2 separate regions of the Homo sapiens genome follow, and region 2 is linked to region 1. Evidence: chromatin loops called from intact Hi-C (ENCODE). Cell type or tissue: Calu3. All regions are shown on one strand. Each heading gives the region's core, and the rest is flanking DNA. Links, peaks and the distances in the headings are about the cores only. Region 1 has its middle 150 kb from the start of LINC02382. Region 2 holds the start of MIR6082 (microRNA 6082).

Region 1 (8,349 bases), core at 289-8,288:
ATGAGAACATATGGTCACTATTTTTATCTCCTGTCTTATTTCAGTGCATTTCTGTTATTACTGCTCTTCATTTCAGCAACCACTGTAGATTCTAAGAGTCACCTATGTCAATACATTTTATATTTCCAAACATATTGTTCCCAAGTCGTTTGAGAAGATATGAAAATATGCTTCTTTAGCTTGTTCCATGATAAGATATCTTCCTGTTGTCAACTACTAAGACAGAAATCCAGGCCAAATTGAAAATTTGTCTGACAAGAGGTAAATGTATTAACCACATTCTCTTAAAACTTGTTTGATGCAGAGGAATGATTTTGAAGTACTCCAACTATTTCAATGACTATTAGTAAATATTAGAAAAGAAAATGTGAGTAATTCAAGTAATCTGGCTGAAACTTTGTTCCAAACTGGAATTTGAGCAAATTACAGTCTCAAAGGATAAGTAGTGTTAATTTTTCATGTTTACCCTGGAAGTTCCCAATTAAATAAATAGACCATTACAATAAAGACAATAGAAGAGTCTTAATTAAACATAAAGGACAATTGACCCTTATAGGTTACATATGACAATATTTTAGTAATCAATGTCCCAGTTTGTCTGGGACTTTTCCAATTTTAGCAGTGATAGTCACAATTCTGAGAAACTACTCAGACCTAAGCAGATTGGAATGCTTGGTAGTTCTGTAATGAGGTCATTAAATTTAATTAAAGCTATCTAGTCTATTATATTTGAAAAGATGCAATTATGTTTTAAGATAAGTAAGAATATTAAATGCATATTAATTTAAAAATATTGACTGCACAGTCAATCAAGTTTACTTCAAATCATCTCTTTTAAGAAGTAATTTTGGCCAGGCACGGTGGCTCACACCTGTAATCCGAGCACTTTGGGAGGCCAAAGTGGGCGGATCATGAGGTCAGCAGATCGAGACCATCCTGGCCAACATGGTGAAACCCTGTCTCTACTAAAATACAAAAAAAAAAGTTAGCTGGGCATGGTGGCGGGTGCCTGTAGTCCTAGCTACTCAGGAGGCTGAGGCAGGGGAATCACTTGAACCCAGGAGGTGGAGGTTGCAGTGAGCTGAGATCGCGCCACTGCACTCCAGCCTGGTGAGAGAGTGAGACTCTATCTCAAAAATAAAAAACAAAAACAAAAAGTAATTTTGTTAATGAAAAACTTTGCTTTGGGTATTAAACAAATAAATCTGAAGTTGTAACTAAAATAGATTTGAAAACACTTATGTAGTAAAATAACAAACATTAATTGATTCGACTGTGTTCTAAACCCTTTGTTAGGCTCTAAAATAGTAAAGTAAATAAAAATGTAATTCTTTTTCTCTAGGAGATTATAGCTCCAAGTTTCTATGGAAACAATTTTCAATGTTAATATTCAGAGTACATAATTAATTTTATACTTACTTATGTGTACATAATGTCCATAACTAGTTATAGTCAGCAAAGATTGATGGTTTTCTTTTTGTTAGAAATATAGTGAAACTATATATTTTCATCGTCTACATTTTAGACAAAATAAGCTTATTCTTTTGGAAGCAAGAGTTATTTGGGCCAATTGAATATCATCGTACCAATTAAATACCAATTTTCAGAAAGTAATACATAATTGTATGCTTGTGTGCCTGAATCAGAAACATCCCCTTAAAGTAAAAAAGTAAAAAAAATACAAGGAATATGCAAATATCTGAGAAATAGCCTAAGGAATTAGCAGGTGCACCTGTAAGATGGTTATTTTCCTAGTCTTTTTATAAGATATTTGATATTTGGATGGCACTTTGTCTTGCAATAATGCTAAAAACCTTTGTTTGATTTCTAGATCAACCAAAGAAACCAATTTCACACATAACACAGACAAAAATTATACATTGGCAGTCAAGAGAACATATTTTGTAATTCTAGTGGTAAAGAAGGACGCATTAATGAAAACGTGTTTAGGGTTTCTCTACTTGCAATCAGTGTGATATTTTGACAATGTAGATTTGATCATGTCACTTCTCTACACATACACGTCACACATATACATACTCTCACACATGTTCACAGTTGAAACTCATTATTGGATTCTCATTGCTTTAAAGATTAAGACCAAAATCTTCCCCATATCCTAAATGCTCCTGAATAGTGTGCCATGAGCTTTATCCCATGAGATTCTCGATAGCATCTTCTAACTTCAGCCACATTGGCTTTCTTCCTCCATGTTACACATTCTTTTCACTCTTTCTAGAAAGTTCAGAGCCCTCTCTTTCCTGGATTATAGTTAGTTATCCCTCAGGTCTGAATTTAAGCTTTGCTTACCTGAGCCCCAAATGCAGGTCAGATTTATTTGCTTATATTGTTTCCTAGAACCCTGCTTCATGACATTATAGCATGTGCCTCAGATTGTTTTTGTGCATTCATTAGTAAGAGTATTTGATTAATATCTCTTTTCTGCACTGGTCAGTATGCTCCATGAGGTCAGGGGCCATGTCTAGTTTTGTTCACCACTGTATACCCCTAGCCTAGCACAGTGCCTTCATTATTTGATAAATAAATATTTAAATTAAAGATTTGTTTTATATACTGGCATTTGAGACAAAGTGTATTAATTATTAAAGGATGGCAAAGAAGATGAAAATAACTTTAAAAAGAACAACAGGAGAGTGTTAGGGTTTTAAAAGTTAATATAATTTGCTTCTTGTTACATATGATTTTGCTTCAAAACTCATGACTTTCCTTTTTATTGCTACAGGTAGGTACCCACCACCCCACTAAAATTTGTGAGTCATAATTGAGATGATTATTTTTCTCAAAAATGTCTAATGAGAGGGAGGTGAGAAACATTTTCAAGTAATTGGATAATAATCAGAAGTGGGAGGAGTCGATTTAGCAGGATGTGTATTTGTATCTCATAAGAATTTGGGTAAAGCAATATTTGCTAATCTGAGAGTGGTTGGAGATCAAAGAAAGTTGCATGGAGGTGGAGGTGAGAAGAGTGACATAAAGTCAGGTGATTCCCTGAGTCAGTTAACACACAACTTCATAATACTCCCCTGAGCTGGAAGGAGCAAATTGTGAGTTAGGATGGGAAGCAGTGAATAGGTTGCCCCTCATTTGTACAGATCTTAGGGAAATCAACTAGGATTAAAGGTTGTTTTGATAATCAGGTGTGTGTGTGTGTGTGTATGTCTATATATATACATGTATATAATAAATCTGCATGTTTTATAAGTTGATTAAATTAACAATGATTGACCAAATGAATTGCTATGTGTTTTTTCATAAAAACATGACACCATGTTTCATGGAAATCCTTAGCACATAAACTGCACTAACACTAAATTTAAAAATTAATACATTTCTGTATTAAAATTGATTAAGTAACTTAGAATTCAGTATGCCTACTTGAACTCCACATAGTGTAGTTTGACTTAATACACAAATAAATGAATAAAATAGAAAGATACTTAAGTGACGGCCCTGTTCCCCAAGATAAATGGATGTCGATGATACTTGTAATGATCATCACAGATGGAAATTAATAGCTTCCCATAGAATATCATTTCAGCGTTAAATTATGGTGTAATCAAAAATTATTTTGGGCTTATCTAAACTCTCTTGGGGGCATTTTAAGCTCCTATAACTTTATTGGTCATTGGTAAGGATGAAATATAATTGTTATGTGCTCTGATTATGGTTAATTCTATGTATATTTGGAAGAGGCTTTTGCAATCTTTGGTTTCATATTTTACAGTCCAGGTAAGCTTATGTGTCCAATTTATATTCATGAAATAGCTTCCCTTCTCTTGAATACTTTTGTCACCTTTTTTACAACTCCATTAAGTGTCCACAGAGCCCTTTTAAAATGTGAAAGAAACATAATGCTCATCAGCTTAGACTGGCCTTAAGATTATAATAATTAAAGCTAGGTAATGAGTATGTGCTTCCTCATTTTACTACTTTTATTTTTGTATATGTATGAAATTTTCCATGGTAAATGTTTGAAAATTTATCAGCGGAGCCTATTAGGTAAAGGCCAAGCGTGAATGCATGTACATGTGTGAGGTGGTCGTGGGAGCGGGTGAGTAGCTGGTTCTTCAGGTTTTGGATTCAGAGTTAGTGACTGCTTCTTGGAACTCCCATAACTCTGTGCTTCATTGATTCTGGATGGTGTTAGTGAAAGTGAATTTTGCCCAACTAAGTTTTGCTCCAGAAGAACGTGTTGCTTAAAATCTCCTGGTCTCATTATTTTTTATCTGTAACTATTTATTTGATTCCAGTAAGTACCTGAAGAGGGCAGCTTATCACCTAACAATTTTTCTAGGCATTTGCTAGTCATATGCCTAGTAATACTACCTGCATACACTATGTCATCCACCAGGGCACAACATTAGTCAACCCTCTTTTGCACACTCTTTCTCTAGCCAAGATTGTACAGACATGCTCCACATGATATTTTGATCAACAATGGGTCACTTAGATGCCAATGGTTCCATAAGATTATAAGGAAACTGACAAATTCCTATTGCTTAGTGACACTAGCCATTGTAATGTTGTCGCTGAATTACTTTTTTAAAAAATAAATGTAGTATAGTTTTAGTGTACAGTATTTGTAAAGTCTATAGTAGTGTACAGTAATGTCCTAGGCCTGCACGTTCATTTATCCCTCACTCACAGGCTCACCCAGAGCAACTTCCAGTCCTGCAAGCTCCATTCATGGTAAGTGTACTATATAGGTATATCATTTAAAAAATCTTTTATAGCATATTTTTATTGTTTCTGTTCTGTTTAGATATGTTTAGATACACAAATACTTGCTATTGTATTACAGTTGTCTACATTAGGAGTAATAGGTTGTACTGTATAGCCTAGGCATGTAGCATGGTGTACTATCTAGGCTTGTGTTATGTACACTCTATGATGTTTGCACAGTGGCAAAATCACCTAACAAAGCATTTCCCAGAGCATGTCCTCATCATAATATGATGCATAAACTGTAGTTTAATGGAGAAAACATTCACTAGGAGTCAGGAAAGCTGGGTTTTTAAGATTTTGTTGGCCAGGCACTGTGGCTCACACCTGTAATCCCAACACTTTGGGAGGCCAAGGCAGGTGGATCACGAGGTCAGGAGCTCAAGACCAGCCTGACCAAGATGGTGAAGCCCCGTCTCTATTAAAAATACAAACAAAATTAGCCGGGCATAGGTGGCGGACACCTGTAATCTTCAGGAGGCTGAGGCAGAGAATTGCTCAAACCCAGGAGGCGGAGGTTGCAGTGAGTCGAGATCACGCCACTGTACTCCAACCTGGGAGACAGAGTGAGACTCTATCTCAAAAATATATATATATAAATAAATAAAAATAAATAAAAAAAATAAAATTATTTGTTAGCCCCAGATGATTGAGAAAAATTCACATACCCATGTTTCTTGGCTCACTAAAAATTCATGAGGCCTAAACTCATATCTACAGGTCACACCTCTTGTTTATTTCTTATTAACCCTTTCCCATCCCTAGACGTTCTCACGCTTCAGACCTCCTTTTATTTGGGCTGTCACCAATACAGACATTCTTCTTTAATGAGAACACCAGGTCCTGGATTGCAAATTCTTTCAATTGTCATTGTCTTCCTCTTTATGAATCAATGTCTTCAGTGTGTCTGCATCATTCTCCTTTCCCTTTTTCCCCACTTATTTGTGACTTTGCTCACATTTTCTCTGCCTGAATTTCTCTACCACAATTTGGTTACTTGGCAGAATCCTGGTTTTTACTTTAGTCACAAGCAGAGGTCAGTGGTTACAAAACATTTTCATCTGTTCCTGCGGATGGAATCAATGACTCGGCCATCTCTGTTCCCACAGCACTAGCTTCAGAGCTCTATCGGAGTGGAGTTTTGTAAAGTGATTGTCTTCATTTGCTTCATTGATTAGGCTGCTCCTCCTGCTAAATGATGGGTTCCTTGAGGGAAGCACATCTTTTCTAATTTGTATCCCTAATTCCAGTGCACAGAACGTGGGCCATTGTAATAGGCACTTAGTAAATTTTAACCAGAATTGAAATATTTTTCACCTCTGCCTGAGGAAAAACTAAAAACATAGTGCCTCTTATCCAAAATAATAATAACAATAATCTGTGTTCTTGATTCCATTTCTTTCCACATTTTAAAACACATTGCTTTCCTAGATTATCTTTTATTTTGTTTGCATTTTCTCTTTTCCACTGGCTTTTGTTTTCTTGTTCAAGAAATCCTCACATCCTGCCATTCAGGGGCTTCTCACTTCCCAAACCTGAAACCTCTGGTCCCAGTTGTGCGTTGGCTCACTGATGTTTTTTCTCTCCCTTCTGCCATTCTCCATAGGTTCTCATAATGCTTCCTGACAAATGCCTGAGTGCTGGGCCAGCAGAGGCATGTCTGGGAAGAGGAAAGGAGGGGGAAACAGGCAATTTCCACCATTCACTCCTCCAAACACCTCCCAGATTTCTGAGATTCTCTTTCTCAATTTTTTCAAGCACGGTGTTTTTGTCTTTTTCTGAATGCTCTTCTCCTTATTATAAAAAGAGTTTTTTTCAGAAAATAAAAAAATCCCAAACACTTTGTCTTCAGCTGTCCTCTCTCTTTAATTTTTTTACACCAAAAAAAGTTTTGCTGATATTACCTGCTCTGAAGATGTTTTTGAGTCCATTTGGATCATTCCAAAATCTAGCTTTCTAACCACTGTCTATTTTGTATGTCCTCTATCTGCTTTTCCAACCTCTTATTATATAAATGGATCTCCACTTGAATGAATAAACTACATTGTCAATACATCAGACTTAAGGCCAAGAATTAAACAAGTCATCTTTTCTCCCCAAACTGTTTTTTTCCTGCTATTGGTGTTATCTACTTCTGTTAAAGACTCTACCTTTTCTTTTGACTCTTTCTACTCTCTTAATCCTAAATTCAGTATGTTGCTAAATGTAATCAACTCTACTGTGTCTTTATCTTTTGTTTCTAGCCTCTTCTTTCCATGGTGGTTGTCAAATGCTAAAGTATGCCCTATGTTACCGCAAAATAAAATCATCTACCCAGTTCTAGTTTCTCCGTGATACAAAACATTCCTCATAGCTTTTACAGATCATTCTTCCCAAACCACATTTTATAGAAAGCAATTCTCCTGAGAAAGAGCCAGCAGTGTCCCCTCAACTTGCTGAATTAAGTTTAAACTCCTCTAGCTGGTGTTCATGGCCAGCCACAGGACAATCTGAGTCTCTTTACAGATTCTTATCGAGTTTTTGCCATTTCTGTACTCAATGCACTAATCTCATTGGAAAGCTCTGTAGACCCTGAAATTGCCCTAAAAGTTCTCCTCCTATCTTTGCTGCTTTTAATTCTTCTACCTGGAAAGATAACCATTTCTTTCAGCCCAGCATAGGGAAAGCCAATCCAGTATTCAAAGCTCATCTACAAGCTTATTTTTTTTTGAAAATCCTTTGCTATTTTGCATCTAAGCAGAAGCGATCTCTTTTCTGATCCATCAAAACATCTTGTTTGCTCCTTTTTTTGTGACAATCTATGTCATGTTTTCTATTGTTTACTGATACTTGTGTTTCATCCTCTCCTATTATTATAAACTACTTAGAAGCAGAACTTATGCCTTACTTATGTTTTATTTCTTGCACATAGTAAATGTTCAGTGAACATCATTGGATTGACGTAAAGTAGCTGTAGGACAAGGGCTTAACCTCTGAGATGCACTTTCCTCATCTGTAAAACCAGGAGGTCTCACTCTAAAGTCTCTTTTAGCTGTTTAATCACTCCAAGGGTTTTTTGGAATTCTGGACTGTAGGTTAGAAGGGAGAATTTTCACAGACATTATAAACTTTTTAACGAATTTCTCCTCCTGAAGTTATTACTTTAAGAGCGGTTGAAAATGGAGAGGGCTAGTGCTTAATGACATGACACTTGATCGACACTTCTTACCCAGTTTTTGGGTATGAAGACTTCTGGAACATTCTTGGAATAATAAGATTATAAAGTCCTAGAGCTATTGGAGCTGAACTTTGTATCTGTTTTTTAATTGCTGAAATGGTTAATAACAATATAGCAATATTTATTGAGTATTTACTACATTGCCAGACAGTGTGTGGTAAATTATTCACAATTATCTTATTATTTCTTACAACAAAGCGTACAGTAGGTACTATTATCCTCGTTTCATAAAGAAATTTCAGAAGAGAGTTTAGTATTTTATAAGCATCTAGTAAATTCTGTGACTACGTTCCTTATATGTAGTTTGATCTTATTCTCATAAAGCTTGCTGAACATTGTTTTTATTGCTTGCCTTTTCCTTACTGTTTTTTAACTTAATCTTACTAATT
Region 2 (8,349 bases), core at 320-8,319, 600 kb after region 1:
AACATCTTTGTAGTAATTAGACTTTTAAATAAGGGAAATAAGAGAAGTTCAAATAATTTAATTTCTTGATTCAATTAAAGTGAACTTCTCTGGGCTTGCTCCTGCCAAAAGTAAAAGAAAACTACATCCAGAGCTTCAAATTATCCCTATTTCTTTTACGTATAATGTCAACACTCAATTAAATGTAATCAATCACAGGAGAATATAACACTTAATTGAAAACCAAGAGAAAAAAATAGACAAGAAAAACAGACTCACAGGATATACAGATATTGAATTTATCAGATTTAAATTTTATATTAAATTAAGTAATACGCTGAAGGAGTCAAATAACAATATTCAAAATTTCAGCAGAAAACTAGATACAATTAAAAAGAGGAAACAACATTTCTAAAATAAAATTACAATAAATGAAATTAAATAATCAGTGGATATAGTTAACAGTGAATTAAGCATAGCTGAAAACTTAATGATATGTCAGATGATGTCTCTATACTTTAGTATGGGGAAGGAAAAAAAGGATGCAAAAAGAAAAAAAAAGAAAAGCAGAAAAGAGTGTAAGAAACACCTAGTGGCTAAGAATTTTCTTAAACTGATCTTTAAAAATCCATAGATTTGGTCGGGCGCGGTGGCTCACACCTCTAATCTCAGCACTTTGGGAGGCTGAGGCGGGTGGATCACGAGGTCAGAAGACAGAGACCATCTTGGGTAACACGGTGAAACCCAGTTTCTACTAAAAATACAAAAAATTAGCCAGGCATGGTGGCGGGCACCTGTAGTCCCAGTTACTAGGGAGGCTGAGGAAGGAGAATGGCGTGAACCCAGGATGAGGAGCTTGCAGTGAGCCGAGATGGCGCCACTGCACTCCAGCCTGGGTGACAGAGCAAGAGTCTGTCTCAAAAAAAAAAAAAAAAAAAAAAAAAAAAAAAAAAATCCACAGATTTAAGAAGTGCTACCGAGCTAAGAAAGAGATATGAAGATATGACTGTAAAATCAGAGATTCATAGAATCCAATATTTTATCCATTATTCAAATTTTAGAACTAATTCCAAAATGCAGGCAATGGACATGCTTCTGTGAAGCAGAAAGTCATCTGAGACATGAAATGCAGGCTTCAGGTTCATCATCCCCACAGCGGAAATTACTTTTTGAAACCTAGACTAGATGAGGTTTGTAAGAAGGTAAGTGGGATGTCACTTCCCCTCACTTAGTGGATAATGATTAGCTTATCAATATCCCAATTTTATACTGAAGCTTGTGGGAGTTGAACCCACTAAGCTATAGATTCTAGGTTTATTTACTTCCTAAAATCATTAGTCAGAAATACTCTGTTTAGAACCTTCCATAGATAAGGACCCTGGTCACAAATTTCATAAGTCTACTAACCCTTAGGTTCACTTGAATTTATGTTGTCAAAGGAGTAGAATGAACCATCTTGTTTGTTTCCTGTGGGTGCTTCCTTCCAGTAAGAGTAGCAAATATATGACACAGGCCATTAAGACATAAGTGATCACTAGAATTTGTTTTACAAAGGGGAGGAGAAATTTCCCCTACAAAACATGTAAATTGTTATTTATAATCCTTCATGGGTATACTGATATTCTTTTGTAAGTTGAGTTACAATTTATCAACTGTTACACATAATTATTGAAACTTTTATATGTTGGAGGCATTCTATTGGGTATGTAATCTTCATAAGGCCAAACTCACTTCAGTTGGTTTCTACAGACATTATAGCAATTCAAGACTTAATCTTAGCGTCCAAAATATTTTCTTATCCTGAGGTTATGGTATGCACAACTCAGATTTTCAGGCGAAATAACTTAAAACTCTGTTACCAGGTTTCTATGACAAATAGATTAGTATTTTTCACACTATATGTCAGTTAAGATTACAGCAATATATTTCATCATTTCCCAACAGAAGCAAATTTTTCCATATTAGCAATGACGGGAGTGTGAACAGAGACTTTTTTTCAGCTAATCCTATATTCTATCTGGTTTGTGGACATATCTATATTCCAGATAGCATTGTATAGGTTTTTCATGGACACCAGCTTCTGTGTCATCATAATTATGTAACACTGTCCATCTATCCCCCAAGAAATTACACTGAGTGGTTCCCTTTTCCTTCATTTCTATCCTCTTGCACAACAAGTTCCAGGATATAGGTAATAGCATAAAATAAAAAGAAGATGCAAATCATTCCAACTTGAGGTGTTTGAGTCATTGGAAAACAATGAAAGCCATAGTATTCGTGATGACTTACCAAAACCTAAGGTTACCAAAGTTTCCCCGTAGGTATATGTCTTTGACTTGGCTCTGTAAGGCCCTTTACCAGAAAGCTTTCCAAAAAAAATCAAATTTCATTGTGATTTGAATATCTAATAGTTATCCCTGGGGGAGGTTAGGACTACTCCCAGAATAGTTCAGAAGTGAAAATACAATCATTATTGATCATTCTATTCTATTAAAATGGTGTTATCTTTCTATTGTGAGAGCCGCTTCTAATTCCCTTTAGTTTAAAAAGTTTTCCCTTCAAAAAGCCTCTAGTAATATTTTTTAGCCTCATTTAGTATAGCATGACTAACTCCTAACGTCTTCACTAAACTCTTGCTATCTCCTGGGCAGCTGCTGAACAAGTTACCTCATATTCTGTTTCATTGTACATTTAAACAACCGTACAATTTAGGAAAATGATCTGAACATCCAAACATTGGATATCTAACAACTGTCAATGGTTTTTTTTCTACCTCCAAATATAGCTTCAGCTGGGTATACTAAAAGGCTTCCCATAAAAGTTTTTTTTTTTTTTTGTCTGCTTCTGGAGGGAAAATATCTATCCTGTCAGATCTCACAATCACATCCATGCCTAACATCTTTGAAGTTATTCAGGTTCCATTTCGATTTTATTTAGATGAAATCCATGAAATTCACTTTTAACTTAATCAAACGATCATACAAATTGGGACATACTCAACAGGCAGCCACAGTTTGCTTTATATCACACCCAGGCAGCTGTTTGAATCATATATTGTCTTGATTTATGATCTCAAGGATGACAGAAGATCAACTCCACAGCATCTTTCACTTTATCCCATTGACTTGACCTTGAGTCATCAGAGTGTGCTACATACCGTCTTTTCCTCAGATTCACCAGGTAGAATTTCTACTGAAGATCAGTAGAAATCCAATCTCCTTTCTCCAGAGGTAACCAGTTTAGGATTTCTCTCAGCACTGGCTATTACTCAGTACCAGATCTAAGAAAGAGCACTGAGTTTATTCTCTTGCTCTGCAAGGCTAATATGGGGAATTATGTAACTACATCCTTCCTTGGGATTAGATTAACTTGTGACTGTCTTTGCCATCTACATGTCTTCTCCCCTTTTTCCACATTTATTACCTGTTTTGACCCAGACTTTTTCCCCATAATTGGAGTTTCTATTTCAGCATAGGTGCTACATATCTGGTAAAATAACAAAAACAAACAACAACAACAAAAAAGAAATAACAAAACAGGCAGTGTTATTTGGCAATGGAGCTGCCTTGATGCTTCAAGGCAGTAAAGATACTGCTCACCTACAAAATGCCTTTAGGAATACGAACAAGCAACTTCGAAGTAATCAATATTGTGTCTTGAGTATTGATTTCAGCTTTTCTGATAAAGGTAAGTTTAACCTTGAGCATAGAACACTGTACCAAACAAAAAATTGTTATATGTGTAGGATGCACAGTTTAGGAATTAGATCTCCATTTGTCACTTTCTGTTCAAAACACGCTTCCATTGTGAAACAAAGATTTTAATTATTCATTCTAATTTTCAATGAGGCTTCTGCTCTGAGATTGTTAAGTAAAATTTGTGTAATATTGTTTCCCTGTTTTTTTTCTATTTTCTACTTTCAAAACAGTGAAATGCATACTGTACCGTGATTCAGAGAAAAATATCCAGATGGGCTAAATTGATAGCTAATTCTTTATTTGAAATATTTACTTGTTTTCATGGTGTTGCTCCAGACAACATGAGTGAACTCTACAGGAAAATAGAGTTTGATCCCAATTAATACTCACATATCATATTTTCTGCCTACTGATAGAGGTCTATAGTCATCCATTAATACAATCTGGTTTGACCAACACCCAGTAAGACTCTAGCCATGTTTTACTTTTGGCTTTTAACAGCAGCTTCCTCAGGCATTTTTGGAGTAAAAATACTAAGAGGTATTCACTGAGCATCCCATTTCAATATATACCACAGATGCTGGTCTGCAATGTTGCAGTTGCAGATATTTCTAATGTCAACTAAACAATTGAATCATAAAGTTTTATGTAGACTGTGCCACTAATCTCCACCAGTCTTTTAATGATTATTTTTCTTTAGGACCTCTCTTAAATTCAGATATTTTTTCTATTGATTTTGTGAACAGGGCTTGGAAGGATTCTTAAATAAAAAATATTATCTTTTCAAAACCTGGAAAATGGGTAGTCTCTGAGCTTCATGTTGATTGGCAGAATCTGTGCAAGAGAACAATGTAATTCTCACAATTTGAAGAATACGTCTGGTTGATCCAGTCCACTTAATTCTGAGAAAGTCCACAGACTGGATCGGGTCTTGGATTTTAGCTGGATTCATTGACTGGGCTATATTTGTCATATGGACAACTACAGTCCTTAACTCTTCCTGAGCTGAGCAGACCCTGTCATAAATGGGTTTCTGTTCCACATGAATGAAAATTGTGCTTGACTGTCCTCCTGCATTAGAATGGAAGATAAGTTATTATCCAGGTTTTCAAGGGCATGCCAGTTCCCCTTCACCTATTGTTGCTTCATAGGCTCTACTGCATCAAATACAACAGAAGCAATCAGAGGAACCGTATTGTTTAATCTTTAATAGTCTATCAAATCCCAGGAAACATGTTCCTTGTGCATTGGCCAGAAGGAGTTATTTATATGGGAAGTTAGTGAAACCCCTGTTTCACCCATTCCCTTAAACGGAGCAGTGATCTCTTGTTATTCTCTTGAAATTCTGTTGTGCTTAATATTTACTTCTTTAGAGGGCACTGGTAATTTTCACCTAACATGTCTAGTTAAAACTGGAAGACAAGTTTATGTAATCATCCCATGACATGAATTGGTCAATTGAATTTGAGTAAATTCTCTGCACACTACCCCAGAGCAGAGGTGCCTTCCCCTTTATGTCTGTTATGAGAATGGACATGTCTCATAAATAGAGCTTCTTTTCTCTGGTTCCCTGAATGTGAAGACCCAGAGCGCCACCTGGCATGGAGTCATAGCTCATCTACAGCCTACCTATAATTTGAGCAACACGTATAGCTTTCTGTTGAAAGCTACTGAGGTATTGGGGCCATTTGTTGCTATAATGGTATTGATTAATACACTATCTTATGATAAATCTCAACAAATAGAGATAACAAAGGCAAACATTTCCTGGAAACTAATAGTTTCCCTGGATTATTCTAAATATATTGATTGCATTGATGAACCACATGTCTTATCTTCCTTGGTATGGTGATGCTAAGTTTTCTATTACTGCTATAACAGATTACCACAAATTTCGCGACTTAAGAAAACTCTGCAAATTTATTATTTCACAGTTCTGTAGATTGGAAGTCCAACAGAGATCTCACTGGGCTAAGATAAAGATAACAGCAGGTGGCGTTACTTTCTGAAGACTAGGAAAAAATCTATTTCATTGTGTTTTTCCAGCTTCTAGAGGTGGTGATTTACTTGTCTCATGGCTTTGTTCCTCCATCTTCAAAATCAGCAAAGTGGGGCTCAATACTCATGCTGCTATCTCTCTGGTTCTTGGACTCTCTCTCCAGCTTTTATATTCTAATTTCAAGAGCTTTTATGATCACATTATACCTATAAGGATAAATCAGGATAATCTCAATGTTTTTTACTTAGTCACACCTGCAACACGCTTTTTCCATGTAAGCTAACACATTCACAGGTTCCAGAGAGTAGGAAGTGGACATATTTGAAGGGTCACTATTCTACCTATTACAATACCATTGTCTCACGTTTTCTCCTTCATTGGAGCAAAATGGTTATTAATATATGGTCCCCAATTCATCTGGAGTATCAGTAATATGTGTGAATAGAAATACCTTGAAATTTGACCTCCTATACAAAATGTTCTCCATCTTTGTCATAACTTCTAAAAGATCTAATGAGTTAATCTAGTTCATTCTCTGCTTGGCTGACCCATGATGACTCACCTTTGTTTGATTTTGCATTTTAAACATCTTTTAATAATGAATTTCCTTTAACTGTTCCAATCCAAATTTTAAAGCTTTAGGGATATAAAACTTCATTTTCTCATAAAAATCTCATTCTTTTCATGAGTCTACAATAAATATAAATATTACTTTTAGTGCTAACTAAACACTGATGTGTTAATGTTTTATGTAGCTATATATATTAGATATCCTTTCTAAATATCCATCATTCTCTGTTACTGAAAGACTTTGTATTGCTTCTGCGGCCTGAGCCCCAATGATAACAAACCCCAGTGGATTCTTCTGCATTTTACTGAGCCAGTGTCTTTGACATTGATGGCTTACTGGTCAGCACAGGGAAACGACTGACAGGCTTATACACTTGTGGAACCTGATGAATACAGCATATGCCACAAAAGTCAATGCTGTTAATAAAGTTGGCATTATGCAGTAATGCGCAAATCTATGTATCGCAACATAGGATTAAACATTTTAGATTGAGACAGAGGCTGCTGATACTGATGGAATCGGCTTGAGAAACTCGTCAAAATTAGAAGGATTAGATACTAATTACTGGAAGAAAATGAAAAAGATCCATCATAATCACTTGCTGGTACTCTTATTTTAACTATACTGTCTTTCTCCCTCAATTCTAATCCTTATTTATTTACAACATAAATGTATGCTTTTATATACCCTAAGACTTATCTAATTACTTGTAAATAAAAGTCTGTCTTTTCCTCAGTGCCTTTTTGGGAAACCAATTGGTGTATATTGCATTAGCTGACCTCTCACATATTGAGTCTTAAATCAATTATAGTTATTATCATTACTGTCTCATCTTCTTCTATTTCTTCTAGGATATTATTATATTAATTTGACTGCTTATTTTCATGTTAATGCTATAATCATCTAAATGCTTTTCCTCCTCCCTATAAATACCTTATGGTTTCTTTAATGAAAATGAGAACAACAACAACAACAAAAAAAAAAAAAAAAAAGGGAAAGAAAGACTTCTACTTCTGTCCGTTAAGTATTAGCTGTTAGGAAATTTGCCATTTTGCCACAAACAACTGGGAAAAACAAACAAAAACTCAAGCAAGAGTTTTCAGACATTGACCAACAGGCAGTGCAGGGCTATAAACCCTGACAAAAAGAAAGGGAGCCCTATTATTTTACCAGATTTCTTCCCAGCTTCATTTTCCAAGGGATAGCTCAGGACTGGAGAATCGCAACAGCTTGGGAATCAGAATTTGAGAGGCTGATGAAGAATTCCTGACAAAAGGTTTGGAAAGGAGGAAGCTACATAAAGAGAAAGAAAAAGAGCTATGGAGACTTATATTGAATCTTTGGATGGTGAAAGGTGCAAATGTGAGAGGACAGGAAAGAACTGGTGGAAACAAAGGCCAAATAATCCACATCAGGCTGGAAGTTCACTTCTCAGCAGCAAGGTTGGAGAGTTCTATGTCGCACAGAGATTGGGCATAAAGACTTGCTCTTGAGGTGAGGCCAAATAGTCCTAAAGATGGCTCTGGGCCTGCGATAAAAAAAGCCTAACAGTGGGGCTCCAAAGAGGAAAATTGATCCTCAAATTGCATAACAGTGTGCCAGATCAAAATTCAAAAGTATTTTAATAAAATTCAAAAAAATGCAGGACTCAGCAACCAAAATCCACAATATGAGATGTCCAGTCAAAAGTTATACCTTAGTAAACTTAACAAAAAAAGTACTACCCTGTCAAATAGGTAGAAATATATAACCTATTTTATCAGTAGAGAACTCAGTCAATAGAATCAGATGAAAGACTAACAGATACTTTAACAAATAGATAATTTTCTTAAAATGGCTATTATAGGTTTTAAATGTTCAAGAAGGTAGAAGAATTCTTGGACATGGTGAACAGAAAAATGAATAACTTATTAGTTTCCTGTGGCTCCTATGACAAATTACCACAAACTTGGTGGCTTAATACAACAGAAATGTATTCTCTCGCAGCTCCAGTGGGCAGAGTCTGAAGTCAGTTTCACTGAGCCAAATTCAAGGTGGGGCTACACTCCCATAAGAGGTTAGAGGATAATCTGTTCCTTGTCCTTTCCCATATCTGAAGACTC

The links. A loop is a pair of places that touch in the nucleus more often than their neighbours do. Peaks named below come from ENCODE experiments on the same cell type or tissue, not always from the same donor. Only the 100,000 strongest peaks of a DNase experiment are listed, where the experiment ranks them.
Region 2: a loop joins it to region 1, with 6 times the contacts of the local background. A loop is called at or near these places in 3 of 110 quality-filtered maps.

What each region holds. Positions count from the first base shown.
Region 1 is chr4:170,585,484-170,593,832 of GRCh38, forward strand. No RefSeq gene overlaps it. Among named protein-coding and RNA genes, the nearest start is that of LINC02382, 150 kb to the right of the region's middle. In Calu3, for the core only: a CTCF peak has its summit at 4,315 (motif pointing right); no DNase peak of the experiment used is centred there.
Region 2 is chr4:171,181,642-171,189,990 of GRCh38, forward strand. MIR6082 (microRNA 6082) reads left to right here and starts at 4,543; the gene lies at 4,543-4,651. In Calu3, for the core only: no CTCF peak of the experiment used is centred there; a DNase peak (open chromatin) is centred at 5,270.